2 separate regions of the Homo sapiens genome follow, and region 2 is linked to region 1. The links are chromatin loops, found by intact Hi-C in ENCODE. Cell type or tissue: GM12878. All regions are shown on one strand.

Region 1 (8,000 bases):
CAGATGAGTGTTTGTCAGAACTTAACCATTTCTCTTTTATCTTCTCCCCTGTGGTAGTGTCTGGAGGTCGCAGCCGCCTGCATCTCATTGATCTCGGCAGCTGTGTGAAAGCTCTTAGCAAAAATCGAGAAGGAGGCTCAGGGCTGTGTCTCTCGCTGTCTGCTCTGGGCAATGTCATCCTGGCTCTCGTCAATGGCAGCAAACACATTCCATACAAGTAAGTGACTCTTCTACTCAAAGAATGTGGTGGGGTAAGCATGGTGTGGGACGCTTTGTTCAGTGCCATCTGTGGAGAGGTGTGCCACAGAGGGACAGCCTGGACCCCATTATAAGTTCAGTGCCAGAGACCAGCCTTAGCTAACAGTTGTGTAATGCATGATCTCCCAAATTCAAAACTTTTGGAAATACTTAAATCTATTCCAGTTCTAACTTTAGGCTGCTCAAATTAGAGGAAATAGGAAATTATCTCAGTTGAGGTCTCCACTCGCAAATGAAGGTGGTGGGTCATTGTCACCATAATAAAGATGTGCCTGTTTCATAGTGATGAGAGTGAGGGGTGGAAGACTGGCTTATCCTTAGGGGTAGGGCCACCAGACTTAACCAAAAAAATATAGGATATCCAGGCAAATTCAAATTTCAGATAACCAACAAATAAGGTTGTATTATAAGTATGCACCCCAACATTGCATGGGACGCTCCTGGTGACATGTATTTTATCTGGCAACCCAATCTCGGGAGTTCAGAAAGCTAGGGGAGTTAGCACCTGCCTTCCCATGCAAATGTTTAGTCACTTCCAGGATCCTTCCTGTCTCTTTACTACTGCTCCAATTAAATTACAGCCGCTCCTATGTCTGGCAGAGACAAAGCCACTCCACCACCATCACCCCAACTAAGCGTTCTCATTGGACCGTGTGGTGGCAGGCCATTGACTGGCTGTCCAGGCTTCTGCCAAGGCCTAGCTGAGCCTCTTACTAGCTGCATGAACCTTCATTCTTCCTAAAATGAGGGTTAAAGCTATACATGTTACATCACAGAAATATAAGGCTCAAAATGATAAAACATGTATAAAAGTTTATTGTAGGCTGGGTGCGGTGGCTCATGCCTGTAATCCTGGCACTTTGGGAGGCCGAGGCGGGTGGATCACAAGGTCAGGAGATTGAGACCATCCTGGCTAACACGGTGAAACCCCATCTCTACTAAAAATACAAAAAATTAGCTGGGCGTGGTGGTGGGCACCTGTAGTCCCAGCTACTCAGGAGGCTGAGGCAGGAGAATGGCATGAAACCAGGAGGCGGAGCTTGCAGTGAGCCAAGATCACGCCACTGCACTCCAGCCTGGGCAACAGAGCGAGACTCCTTCTCAAAAAAAAAAAAAAAAAAAGAAAAAAAAGAAAATTTATTGTAGAATTTAGGACACTATGGCCAATAACCAATGATGAAAGTCTGGTTACACCTATCTAGTCAAGCCTATCCTCACCTATTTAAAGGGAAAAAACACCGACCTTACAGAGTTGCCATGAGGTGAAGATTAACTAAATATATGTGGATTCATGGTTTTATCTGTAAAAACCCTACAAAACCTACGTTGCTGTTGTGTAGGAGGAAAAAGTCGGGCAGTGTATTCTATAATTACTGAGATTCACAATGAGTGCTGGAGTTTTTCTTCCCCTCAGCCCTATGTTGATGCCAGACCCCCCCACCAAATACATTGTGAGTTTATTTCCTACCAGGAGAACCATTACTGGACTGACTTTAGGAGCTTAAATGGTGATTATAATCCTGTCCATCTCATTTCTAGAAATTTGGAATCCTAGTTGGATAAACCCAGAAATGGTTTTCCCGGCTCTTGTAACAACCCTTTTCTATGGGAGAATATTCTGAGTTGAAGAATTATAGAGTTTCATTCGATGTCATTTCTGTAGTTGAGTAAATTCAGCTTGTGGGGAGAAAGGGCAGGGGAGGGAAACCGTTGGAGTTGGAGATGAAGGGAAGAGTACTAGCACTCACTGGTTTCCATAAAATGAGAATCATGTCTGTTAATGTCAGAACTTCATAGATCATGATATAGATAAAATTCCAAATTGCACCTTAGCAGGAGGTCATTGATTACATATCTTACTTATAGCTTTTACACTGTTTCTGCAGGGCGACATGCTTTTATGATTTCTATAAATAGTTGTTGAATTGATGGCGGGAAGATAGATGCATGTAAACATGAAATTATTTTTAATTTAAAGTAACTTCCTTTTAGTTAGAGTTGGGTTTTTTATAAATGAGTAGGGAAACATTAAAAATTGTTTTTATGGCCCAGCGTGGTGGCTCACACCTATATTCCTGGCACTTTGGGAGGCTGAGGCGGGAGGATTGCTTGAGACCAGCCTGGGCAGCATGGCAAAAACCTGTCTCTACAAAAAATACAAAAATTAACCGGGCATGGTGTTGCATGGTTGTAGTCCCAGCTACTTGGGAGGCTGAGGTGGAAGGGTGGCTTGAGTCCAGGAGGCAGAGGCTGCAGTGAGTTGAGATTGCGCTACTGCACCAGCCTGGGCAACAGAGTGAGACCCTGTCTCAAAAAAAAAAAAATAAATGAAAGTTTGTATTAATCGTTCAAGCTTCGTGTTAATTAAGCATATTTTTAACATGCTGGCCCTACCAACTGGCTACCTGCCCTCCTGGGAGACATCTCCACTCACCAGTCCCTGCAGACAGCTGCCTGCCTTCATTCCAGGAGTCCCCTTCCTTCTATTCTGGCACCAAGAGAGTGATCATTAAAGTGTTTCTGTGTCTCAAGTAAGCAGACTAGCTTCCATGCAGTGTCAGCACAAGACCCAATCCTGGAGCTGTCCCGTGGCCTGGTTGAGCTGTTGATGGCGTGGGTACAGACTCACCAGCTGCCCTTGCCCTGCCCTGCCTAACACAACTCATCGAGACCTTGCTGGGTTGCCTGGTGCTGGAAACACGGTGGCCCTGGCCATCCAGCCAGCGCTGTCCTTCCCAAAACATCCATTGGCCAGTGCGTTTGTTCTGTCACCCCTCAGTGTCCTAATGCCCTTCATTGTACGTGATCTTAAAAAGACCCTTGCCGAAATGTTTTCTCCGAGTCTGGACCACGGCCTAGATTCAATATTTGGCATCTGCAAATGTACATTTACAAAGTGATTCATCAACTAGAAACTGTCCTCTTTTGAGGTACAGGAAGATAAGGCAAAGGTTTACTCAAATCACCCAGCCAGTGGGTGGCAGGATCAAACTGCCTCGCTCCTCACAGCTTCAGAGGCCTCGACAGTTCCCAGCCTCACTGCAGACCCACGCCCACTTCTCATCAAGCTCCCGAAATGTCGGAGCTGCCTTCACTGCGCACGGCAGGGGAGCCCAGCACAGCAGGAAAGCCCCGATTTCTTTGATCAATTCCGTCAGTGCTCTGAAGCCACATTATGCAGCATTTTGTTAGCATACTAAACACCTTCAGGGTGTCAAGCCTTGTCTTTGCAGTGCGTTCCTTAGAGAAGTGGAAGTTTCCTGCCCTTGAGGTTTCCTCTTACTCCTCCTGCTCACTTACGGAGGGTGGCGGGGGGAACAAAAATAGAAAACCAAATTCCATATTCTCTTTCCTTCCCCCACCCCCCCCAAAAAACACAGACACCCCACTACCTCTTCATTTGTCTCCCCAGACAACTCTGTACTTGGAACCTGCATTACTTGTGCTTGCTCCTGGGAAATTCGCTGCAATGTGCACAGAGGGGCTGTAGCCTGTCTTCATTCCTCTTCATCATCTTACCAGGCTATTTGTCATGTGAGCAAGCTGGAAAGTGAGTTTGGATTCATTACCCATCCCAGGCATTCCCACAGGCACCCTCCATGTGCGCTGAATGCTTCTGACTTTGCAAATGATATTGCCCTTGAAGATGCAGGAGGCGTGGAGCAGGTTTCCAACCTCAGCCATTACACAGCACAGGCACATTACATGGCACAGGCTTGCCGGCCAGTCCAGGCGCCATAAATCAGTTCTCAACGGTGGCACCATTCAGAAAAGCATGCAGGGAAGGCAGGGAGACCACCAAGGGCTCCAACCCCTCGTCAGTTCTGCACTGACAGGCTGCACAAATTACTCTCTAATTTTTGAGAGCCTCCACCTCCAGGGAACCCTGCCCTCATTCGATCATTTTGACAGTGCATTTGCAAATTTTCTTTATTCGGTACATTCATTTGCTGTTCCTTACTGCTCTTGGGCACCAAGGTGCTAGGAATCTTCCCATTTAATGGATAAGAAAAAATAGGCAGAAGCGTTGAAATGACTTCTCAGGCCAAAACCCAGTGTTGCACATCCCACAGGAGTTGGCCCCCAGAAGAACCGCCACAAGGATCTGTCAGGGTGAACTGAGCTTCGGCTAACGGGTGTTATGTCCCAGCTCATCTGAAGGACCACAGCTTTTCGAGACTCAGATTCTCACCATGACCCAATTATCTCAAAATAGAATTTCTGGTTCTCTTAGATGTTGCTTTGTAGAGGGCACAGGCCCTTAGAAAGCACACACCTGTCATGCAGGCGTCCTTCAAGCCCTGAAGCATTTACCTTCATTGATGACTGCTGCTCCATATGGAGAAAGAATTCCTTTAATGGGTCATATGACCTGTTTGCTTATTTGCCAACACAGTGTTTCTAAACACTCTGTTTCTAAACAACAGCTAGTTGCTAATGTCTTGGCTGCCCTTTAACAAGAGTTCATGGAAAGTCCTTCTGTGGCCCTCTCATGTCATGCCTGTCTGAGATGCTTCTCCCAGTCATCTTGAAAAATGGTGCTACATAACCATCCTGTCGTGGAAATGATGCCCGGCACCTCCCTCTCACGGGTTTGGTCTATGGTTCAGACCCAGACCTAATCCTTGTTTGTTGAGATCAGTCACTGAGACACTTTGGGTCTCAGCAGCTGTGCTGAGCTCGCCTCCTCCTCTCTCTGGTAGAGCCTGAGGCAATCTGTGATCCAAGCTGCAGGCCACGAGCAAACACCGCAGGCAACATCCACTTCCAGAAGGCTGTGTTCCACAAAAGCGATGAGGACACCCATCCTCAGGGGCTATAATGGGAACTCTTTTCCTCCTAAGGCCCTAGTGAGGAGTCAGGAACCAAGGTCATCTTTAAGCTTGTAGCATCGGGACACACCAGTTCATTCAAAGCAGCAGGCAGCACTAGAAGCTCAAGTTCAAATCAGTGACTTGAAAGGAAATGACACTTCATAAGTAGAGGCAGCTTTTTCAAAATGCAAGCACCTTCTCATCCAAGAGAGGGTGGGGTTCTGGCACCTGTGGGTCACACTTGTGGCAGCAGGCCCAGCATTGGCAGGAACTTCAGGACGAGCCTCTGAAGGATGTGGACATTCCCCTCCTTGCCTGGAGAAGTGCTTCCTCCTAGAGCCCATGGAGATTTGGGATTAGCCTCTCCTTTCTCAGAACTGGAAACCCAGTACTCAAGGTCTGGGAAGCTGGGGAAAGGGGCTCAAGATTGCTGTTAGCTAGAGCGGGGTTCCAAACCCCCAGGCCACAGATTGGTACAGGTCCCTGGCTTGTTGGGAACCAGCCTGCACAGCAGGAGGTGAGCAGTGGGGGAGCATGACCACCTGAGGGCTGTTGGCTGTCTGATCAGTGGTGGCACTGGATTCTCATAGGAACCTCATGCTATTGTGAACTGTGTGTGCGAGGGATCTAGCCTGTGCGCTCCTTATGAGAATCTAATGCCTGATGATCTGAGGTGGAGCAGTCTCATCCCCAAACCATTCCCTACTCCCATTGGGTCCATGGAGAAATTGTCTTCCACGAAACCTGTCCCTGGTGCCAAAAAGGTAAAAGGGTTTGGGACTGCGGAGCCATGGCATTGAATTCCCATCTCACACAGGAGAGGAAAGGCTCTTCCTCAGGACTTGGATGTATATTACTTAGACGTACCATGAAATTAAGTAGATATTTGCCAGGAAAAATGCAAAGGAGTATCAGTTCTCCAGATTTGTTTAAGATAGCATGAAACGGAGAGGTTCATGTAAGAATCTGTGTGTGTGTGTGTGTGTGTGTGTGTGTGTGTGTGTGTGTGTGAGAGAGACATATGCATATTTAACCTCCTTTAAATGTACATTAATGCTGTATTTTCTCCCCCTGATTTACAGGGAGAATATCAATTTAGAACTATTTGCACAAACTCTAGATACCAGTTTAGAGCGTTCCCTATTTAGAAATAAAATAACCAAAGTCTCAGGTTGCCAGGCAACTGCAGCAATGATAATTCTTAGTATTGCTGCTTTAGAAATACTCATTTTTATACATTTTAGTGATGGTTAGGATGCAGAGAATGTGAGTTCAGAATGTCGCTGGGACATCGAAGTCCCTTTTCTATGAGATTTTTAGCATTCTCACTTGCTTTTATTTTTCCCCCTTAGCTCTGTTTGCTTCCTTGGCTAGCGGTATCTTCATATTTAGCTATAGAAATCTCGAGAGATTGTTATTATTTTCTTAAGAGTTGAGGCAGAAGCTGCCACTACATTAATTCTGCCAGGCTCATTATAGAACCACGCCAGTCACTCAGGGAGAAATGACACCGTCTGGGGATCGGCCGGGGTCACAAACACTGGGTTCAAGCTTTGGTTGTTCTGCCGCTAGTTTGACACATGAACTCTACACCTCGTCCTTTTCATTCTTAAGAGGACCACATTCTGGCCCCTCTCAGAGCTTCACTGAATTGGGAACAGAATATCAGGCCCCAGCTCTGTCATCATCTCTTGGCGGCAAAGCCACGGCTCATGTTTTTGTCTGTCCACTGCAGCAGCCGTTGTGGCGTAATGGCACATGATGGTCTCGGGGCTGGGTAGAAATTGGAAGGCGTCTTCCTTTCCCTTTTGGCCTTTCAAGTGTATCTTCCTTTATGTCTAATGTCTGGGGTTACTATTAAAGTCTTTCTGAATTCTGAACCAATGATCAGATAGATACAAGAGAATGATTGGGAATGAAAAGCCTGCTAATCCTAGCAGAGTAGGAAAGGGTAGACAGCCCCTTCCCCAACCCCACGGCCTCAGTGGAGGAGAGAATGGTGTGGCCTGCAGGGGAGGGACAGGCAGACAGCGCCAGCTGTCACCCAGGCTCACGTTCACCAGCCTCAGCAGTCAGACCTTCTTCCTTCCTCCCTTGGAGGAAGTGAATAGAAGGGCAGAACCGAGAGCGGGAACTCTATCTTGATCTTGCTAAAGGGGTAGAAGTTCCTAATTCGTGGACTTGCTGGACCACAGGGAGGAGGAGAAAATGATTTCTAGTACTTATTTCCTGGCATTTCAGCTACATGGAAGGTAGTTAGCACGGTGCATAAATGAGCCCCCGGTGAGAGTATTTCCCATCGTGAGCACCACAGCCGGGCGTTGTTCTCACTGTGCCTCACAAGCTCTGCTAAATGCCTTATGGATATTTCATTCTGACAACCTGTGACATAGGTACTGTAATCATACTAGTATCACAGATGGGGAAACTGAGACACAGAAAGGTTGAGTATCTTGTCCAAGTTCACACAGCTAATAGGCAACAGGGCCTCACTGCCTCCCAGTTTATCACCCCCCACCGAGTACAGTTTCTGGAATATTGTGCTCGGTCAACATTTGTTGCAATAACAAGTGGGGTACAACAGAGGATCAAACATACCAGCAAAGCTTGCATATGTGTAGTTGATTATAAGTAAAAGCACAGTCTGGGCACAGTGGTTCACACCTATAATCTCAGCACTTTGGAAGGCCTAGGCAGGAGGATCACTTGAGCCCAGGAGTTTGAGACCAGTCTGAACAACATAAGGAGACCTCGTCTCCACAAAAAAAAATTAAAACACTAGCTGGGCATGGTGGCTCATACCTGTAGTCCAAGCTACTTGGGAGGCTGAGGTGGAAGGATCGCTTGAACCCAGGAGGTTGAGGCTGCAGTAAGCTATGATCGTATCACTGCACTCCAGCCTGGACAACAGAGCAAGACCCTGCCTCT
Region 2 (8,000 bases), 240 kb after region 1:
GAAAAAAAGGGAACCCTCGCACACTATTGTTGGGAATGTAAATTAGTACATCTACTATGGAAAACTGTATGAAGGGTCCTCGAAAAACTAAAATAGAACTACCATTGATCCAGCAATCTCACTGGTAGGTATATACGCAAATGAAAGGAAATCAGTATATCGAAGAGGTATCTGCACGCCCATGTTTATTGCACTACTATTCACAATAGCTAAGCTTTGGAAGCAACCTGAGTGTCTGTTGATAGATGAATAAAGAAAACATGGTACATATACACAATGGAGTACTAGTCAGCCATAAACAAGAATGAGATCCTATCACTTGCAACAGCAAGGATGGAATGGGAGGACATTGTGTTCAATTAAACTAGCCAGACACAGAAAGACCAACTTCACATGTTCTCACTAATTTGTAGGAGCTAAAAATTAAAAGAATTTAACTCATGGAGATAGAGAGTAGAATGATGGTTACCAGAGCCTGGGAAGGTAGTGGGCAAGGGAGGGAACGGGGGATGGTTAATGGGTACAAAAATATAATCAGATAGAATGAATAACATCTACTATTTGATACAACAGGGTGACCAGAGTCTACAATAATTTACTGTACATTTAAAAATTACTGAAGAAATATAATTGGAATATTTGTACCACAAAAGAAATGATAAATGCTTGAGGCAATGGATACCCCATTTATCCTAACATGATTATTACACATTGTATGACAGTATCAAAATATTTATCTCATGTACCCATAAATATACACGCCTACTCTGTAGCCATAAACATTCAAAATTTAAAAATACAAAAATAAATAATGTTTACAAAAGAGGATTGGTCTCTTGGGAAATAAACTGCAGAGACAGCCCAGGATGACATCCACTTTGTCCAGGAATCTGGGGGGAGGGGAGCAATGACCTGGATGTGACTCTGTGCAGTGCCACTCATGCTGTCTTCTTACTCAGCTGTACTTCCCTTCCTTCTGCTATGTACACCCCCTCAGTGACAGCAATGTCGGGAACTGTAGGGGTGAAGAGGACAGCACGAGTAGTGATGAAGGACAGTGATATGCCCCCTAAGTCTGGACAAAGGTCAGCTTACTTCTGGAAGGAGAGCCCAGGTTAGGAAGTGCAGGGGAGCAAGCCAGGAAGAATACAAGAATGAAAAACAAGCTGAGCTGAGCATGGTGGCTCACACCTGTAATCCCAACAGTTTGGGAGGCAGAGGCAGGAGGACTGCTTGATCCCAGAAGCTGAAGACTAGCCTGGGCAATACAGTGAGACTCCATCTCTACAAAAATATTTTTAAAAATTAGCAGGGCATGGTGGCACACGCCTGTAGCCCCAGCTACTGAGGAGGCTGACATGGGAGGATTGCCTGAGCCCAGGAGTGAGCCATGAACACACCACTGCACTTCAGCCTGGGCGAAAGAGTGACGCCCTGTCTCAAAACAGAAAAAAGAAAGAAAGAAAAACACCAACCACCCCAGCACAGTGACCACTGGAACCAAACCAAACAAGAGGCACTAGGCACAAAAAAAGGGGGAAGAAAGCAGAGACAACTAAAAATTGGAACAGGAGGAGTTAAAAAACTGTTAAGAAAATTATGTGAACAATTCAGAGACTCTGATCAGCAAATGATGGGAACTGAGGATGCTGTATTTCTTGGAACCTCCCAAATAGACTATTTCCCCAGATCATTCAATAATAATAATGGCTACCATTACCAAGCATCTACCATCTCCCAATCTATACATATATTATCTAATTATCTAATTGAACCCTTAAAGTAGCTTTGCCAGGTTTAGAGTATTCTCATTTTACAAAAGAGAAAATTAAGACCATCACAGGGAAGGTAACTTGCTGATGTCAAAGGGTTGGTCAACAGCAGAAACCAGAACCATCTATCTGCAAAGCACATGCTCTTTCCACCGTATCAAGCTGTCCTCTTATCCACCATTTGGATTTCATGTCTCTGGCCAGTTGCTGATGCTCCGGAACTAGAACCCAACTTCTGCTAAATCTAACTCTGTACTCTTTGTATAATATCCTGTGGCTTTAAATAAGATATTGACTCAGCAAATGGTACTAGAATCATTGGCTATCCATATACAAAAAAGAACATTATGCATACACATAAATTAACTGAAAATGGATCAAATTCCTAAATGTAAAACCTAAAACTATAAAATCTAATATGAAACACAGAAGAAATATCTTTCTCCTCTTGAATTAGGTAAAGATTTTCAGCTATGGCTTCAAAAGACTGATCCATGAAAGAAAAATACTGATAAACTAAACTATTTCAAAATTTAAAACTTCTGCTTTTCATTCTGTGAAGAGAATGAAAAGACCAGCTGCAAACTGAGGAAAAAAACATGTATAAAACATATGTCCAACAAAAGACCTGTGTACAGGATAAAGAACTCTCAAAACTCAGTAAGAAAACACCCAATTTTTAAAATAGGCAAAAGATTTGAACAGATATATCAACAATTAAGATGTACATGTGGCACACAAACACGTGAGAAAACACATTACAGTACTGCAAATTAAAACCACAATGCAATGTTACCACACTAAATGTATTAGGAGGATGAAAAACAAAAAGAAAATCTGACAAAAACAAGTGCTGGTGAGGATTTGGGGTAACTGGAACTCTGAGTCATTGCTGGTGGGAATTCAAAACAATAGGGGCTGCTTTGAAAAAAAGTGCAGCAATTTCTTATAAAGTTAAACATATATTTACCATAGAGCCCAGCAACCCCACTCCTAGGTATTTGTCCAAATAAAATGAAAACTTATATTTGCACAATAACCTGTATGTGAATGTTCACAGTGGCTTTGACAACCACCAAAACTAGAAAACAACTCAAATATCCTTCACTTAGAAAAACAAACTATGAAATAGCCATGTAATGGAATACTACTTGGCAATAAAAATGAACCAACTATTGAGGTTATATATTATAAATGTGTGTACAAATAACATGGCTAAGCAAAAGAAGCCAAATGAAATGGCTGGTTAATGTATATGATATTGTGGAAAAGGTAAAATGGTAGTGACAGAAAGAAGATTTGGGTTAGCAGGTGCTGGGAGTGGGGTATAGACATGGATACAACGCAGTACGAAGGAATTTGGGAGTGGTGGTGATAGAACGCTTCTCTATCTTGATGGTGGTGGTGGTGGTTGTGGTCACAGACTGCATTTATCCAAGTTTGTAGAACTGTACACTAAAAAGGGTGAATTTTACTGAATGCAAATTACACTCCAATTCTTTAAAAAGATAGGGAAGGTCTATCTGTTACTCTTATCACTATAGAAACAGCATAGTGAAGAGGTTAGGGCTATACTCTTGAAAGCTCCCGTTGCCTCATCTGTAAAACGGCAGTAAGAGTAACCCTAACTTTGATATGGTTGTAGAGAGAAATGAGATGAGGCATACAGAGAAGTCTGCAGAGTACCTCGTGAGAGGTGAAGCCAGCTGGACTTCCAGGGTGGAGTGGGGAATTGGAGAACTTTTCTGTCTTACAAGGGGATTGTAAAATGCACCAGCTGGTGCTCTGTAGCTAGCTAGACGTTTGTAAAATGCACCAATCAGTGCTCTGTAAAAACGCACCAATCAGCGCTCTGTAGCTAGCTAGAGGTTTGTAAAATGGACCAATCAGCACCCTGTAAAATGGACCAATCAGCACCCTGTAAAATGAACCTATCAGCACTCTGTAAAATGAACCTATCAGCACTCTGTAAAAGGAACCAATCAGCAGGACATGGGTGGGGACAAATAAGGGAATAAAACCTGGCCACCCCAACCAGCAGCGGAAACCCGCTCAGGTCCCCTTCCACGCCGTGGAAGCTTTTGTTTTTTCACTCTTCACAATACATCCTGCTGCTGCTTACTCTTTGGGTCCGTGCCATCTTTAAGAGCTCTAACACTCACCGCAAAGGTCCGCGGCTCCATTCTTCAAGTCATCAAGACCATGAACCCACCGGAAGGAACCAACTCTGGACACACTAGCACACAATAAGTGCCCCCATAAGCTTTAGCAGGTATTCTAATTTCCAGTAGTATCTGAGGAAGAATCACCTTATTGTACTAGACTTCCTGAACACTACTGCGTACCTGTGGACCATGTGTTGGGCTGGGGATGGTACTTGGTACACAAGAACACATACTCTGTATCACATTAGCTGCCATCCCTCAATCTATCCTCTGAGCTGGAGGCTTATGAAGCCCCAAAGATGGTAGAAAAGAATGTGTGTGCAAGAACTGGAAAGGTGAGACAGAATTCACGACACCACAAATTGTGGAGAGACCATCTTTTACCCGAGGTGGACATAACAGGGCCACGTGAAGGAGCCTGGTGAGCACAGCTGCCTGTCCTCTGGGGAGAAGGCAGAGAAGAAGTGCCACATCCTGTGATGTGGTGAACGCCACAGTCCAAGGCAAACACAATAGCTACATTGTTTATCTCTCAGCCAACTTTACAGCCCATCGTAGCATGCCCAGAAGCCTCTCCCCGTATGTCATAGCAACACTGCAGACGGGATTATGTGATTATGAAGTCAGTAACTCCCTTCCTTGATTAAACATGAACTCAAACAGACAGTCATTCACTCTGGGGGAAACCCATTTTTCTGCTTGTCTGGAGAAGCAAGACACAGGTAACATACAGCAATGTTAGGTTTCAACTAATTAAAAATGGGAATGAACACACGCACACGCACGCACACACTTCTTCAGTTCCCTGTCAAATCTTCCTGAGGACAACATAGTTTGGTTATGATGAAAACTTTAGAAACGGGAAACATTCTGCTTAGATTGTTAAAATTGAGAACAACGCAGAGCTGGTTGGGCTCATCATCCCACCAGGAGACAGTTCTGCTTACAATTTATCTAGCAAAATAGAGTAAGGCAGCAGAAAAAATCTTGGTTTCCTAGTGACCTTTAAGTAAGTGCTCCCATTTCAAATAGACTCAGTACCATAAAAACTTTCTTGGGCTGAGAACTTTCATTTCCTTTGAATATAACTTTTGCGCTAACATTCTTTCATTTCTTCTTCTTCAGACAATCATTGTTTCTTCCTTTCACTCAAACCTGCCTCTGTTCCCCGGTTTTCACGGTTTACAGGGCATAGCCCAGGTGATGTACAGCCCACATGGGAATCAAGGCAGTTCCCACACAGCACCAGCACAAAGTCATTTCTTTGTAGAAGCTGGGCTTCTTCAGGGCTGTGTAACTCATAGGTGTCGTGGAGGGTCTCAGAAGGAAACGAGGGAAGGCAATTCTGTGTTGCAGAAAAAGAGTTTTTCTAAAAAGAAGCTGAAATAATTACCAGAGACAAAAATTAACATTGCTTTATATTTACAGAAGAAACTAAGAGGAAGTAGGCTTAGAATTGTAGCATCAGGGAATGAGAAGTTTATTAAGGCTTCTCCCCACTACAGAACCATTTATTAAACTGTTTCCAGAATGGATACATTTTCACAATGATCCTACTCAATCTCTCTTCATAGAAGGCTCTGTGATAAAAGAAGATATAGATCCCCTGCTCCACAGACGGCTGACACTGGGTAAAAGATGCACACATACTTGGAAGCCCTCAGGAAAATTAGATCATTATCTTCTCGTTTTTTCTTTGCCTCCAAAGACTTAGATTTTTACCTATGTACTCGAAAAGCAACTGCAGACTTCCAATCAAGATGCTGTAAGTTCAAACCTGGAAGCGTTCCCTTCTACTCCAAATCCATAGTAATGACAGGTAAAATATAAAAACAGGAACCAAAAATAGCTTTGCCAAGTCAAAAAAAAAAAAAAAAACAGGCAATGATCTCCCTGGACCAAAAATAGAACAGAAATGCAAAGCAATAAACAAAGCTGAAGCTCCAGGGCCTGAGGTCTGGAAGTAGGTGGCAGTAGGTACAAGCTGAGTGCTGGTGGTTAAACAGGGAATACAAATGTTTCACATAAAAATGGTGAGTACAGTCAACCTTAAAGCTTAAAGCCAGAGAATGGGGTGAGGCTACCTTGCTTGACAAAAGAGGCCGGGATAAACAAAACCAGGGCTGATGACCTGTTCCCCTGTGCTAGATATTTACAGGAAGCTGTGGGCCTGAAGGGGCCAAACAGAGCCATGCTCTCTTGTCTAGGTACACAGCCATGACGCCCACCATCTAGGCAACACTTCTGCACTAGCCTCAGCATCACCGGGGCGCAAGAGGTCCAAATGCCATTAAGTTCTGGTTTTGAACTGGAGGCTGAGGGGCTTGGGGGAGGCAAAACTACCAGACAGAAGGGAAGAGCACAGAAGGAGTGAAAAGAACAAAACAAAAAAACTGTCCACTAAAAATGAGCCTGCCATACAAAATTCCAGAACACTGAGTGAAATGCAATGCTAACCAACTGAAAACAATCAGAACATAAATTCCCTCCAGTAAAATAAACTTCATGGAACTAACACTTAAAAGAAGTGTGATTAGAATACCCAAAGAGATGAATAATGTAGTAGCATGCATTAAAGTAAAAAAGAAGTTATAAAACCAAAATAGGCAGAAATAAAACACAGAGACGTGAAAAAGAACAAATTTGAAATCTTGGAAATAAAAATTGGTCTTTAAGCTGAACCAGTAAGCAGAAAGTATCCCTAGCACCTGACTTAAGGGAGCTCTAAGTTTAAAAACACGGACAAAATGCCAGAAGCTAAAATGGGTTCTCTCTGAGGAGTAGGTCGTGGGCAGGAGCAAGAGAGGAAAGGGGTACCATTGTTTTCAACTGTGTTAGAGTACTTTAATTTTTCAAACTATATACATGTATTACTTTAATAAAAAATCAAAATAAGAAATGTAAAAGCCCATTTGCAAGAAATAACACTAGTGAAGGATTACCTGAAGGATTTGCAGTCACTGCTTTCCTCCATAGAGACTAAATTGTATTCTTGGAAAGAAACAAACCATCAAAGAGATATGATCTTAGATTACCTAATTTTTCACGCTTCTAGTTACCTCTTTTATTAAGAAGTATTAATTTGGCTGGGCACGGTGGTTCACACCTGTAATCCCAGCACTTTGGGAGGCCAGGGCGGGTGGATCACTTGAGGTCAGGAGTTCGAGACCAGCCTGGCCAACATGTTGAAACCCCATCTCTACCAAAAAGTATAAAAAATTAGCCAGGTGTGGTGGTGCGCGGCGCCTGTAATCCCAGCTATTCAGGGGGCAAGGCAGGAGAATTACTGAAACCTGGGAGGCAGAGGTTGCAGTGAGCTGAGATTGTGCCACTGCACTGCAGCCTAGAAGACACAGTGAGACTGTCTCCAAAAAAAAAAAAAGTATTGTCAATCAGCTATGATGAAGAATATTATAGAAATCAGTGATTTCACTCGCTGTGGAAGTCCAGTAAGAATGCTTTGTGAGTGCCTCAGGCCTCAGTGCAGGGAAAAACTGCTCTGGCTGTGTTTTCCTTCTTAGGGCTACTGTGAATTTTGAAAGTAGTCTTTTAGGTTTGGCTGCTGATACATTAAGGGTAAATTCATCATTTTTCTAGCTGTTATATATTGCTTCTAGGCCTTTTGGTTAAGCTCAAGTGTAGTACTTCTAGCTGTTACATAAAGGATCATATGGTATAAATTCTGCATACTAAACTACTTTCATCTTATTTGTCACTTTTATTTCTCAAACGAAAATAAAATTTATTGCTGTTGTATTACATATGCAAGTAGATACATATATACATGTGTATGTATCCTTGTGAATGTGTGCGTGTAAGCTACTTCAAAATCTTTTGGGTGGAGGAAAGGGAACAATTAGATAAAGGAAATTGGTATTTTGAAACAGAAAAAGGGAACAAAAGCAGGTTGAATGTTAGGGTCGCAACTAGAGAGCACTGAATGGCAACCTATGAGTATGAAGTTGATCCTGAGTGCTAAAGATAATGCTGAATGCTTGAACATTTCTGAGCAAAGTAACAACATGAGAATAGTGGCATCTGAGAGAGTTTACCTAAAACAGTG

Evidence for each region. Peaks named below come from ENCODE experiments on the same cell type or tissue, not always from the same donor. Only the 100,000 strongest peaks of a DNase experiment are listed, where the experiment ranks them.
Region 2: it touches region 1 in a loop (3-fold over the local background); 1 of 110 quality-filtered maps calls a loop at or near these places.

Annotation. Positions count from the first base shown.
Region 1 is chr1:245,646,064-245,654,063 of GRCh38, forward strand. It overlaps KIF26B (kinesin family member 26B), which reads left to right. Exons shown (of 15, transcript NM_018012.4): 10 at 58-217. Among named protein-coding and RNA genes, the nearest start is that of KIF26B-AS1, 420 kb to the left of the region's middle. RefSeq lists an enhancer at 2,432-2,945. In GM12878, a CTCF peak has its summit at 3,234 (motif pointing right); a DNase peak (open chromatin) is centred at 3,198; H3K4me3 peaks cover 2,889 bases; H3K27ac peaks cover 1,712 bases.
Region 2 is chr1:245,890,592-245,898,591 of GRCh38, forward strand. All of the region lies in intron 8 of SMYD3 (SET and MYND domain containing 3), which reads right to left. Among named protein-coding and RNA genes, the nearest start is that of SMYD3-AS1, 210 kb to the right of the region's middle. In GM12878, no CTCF peak of the experiment used is centred here; DNase peaks (open chromatin) are centred at 4,460 and 5,080; H3K27ac peaks cover 2,548 bases.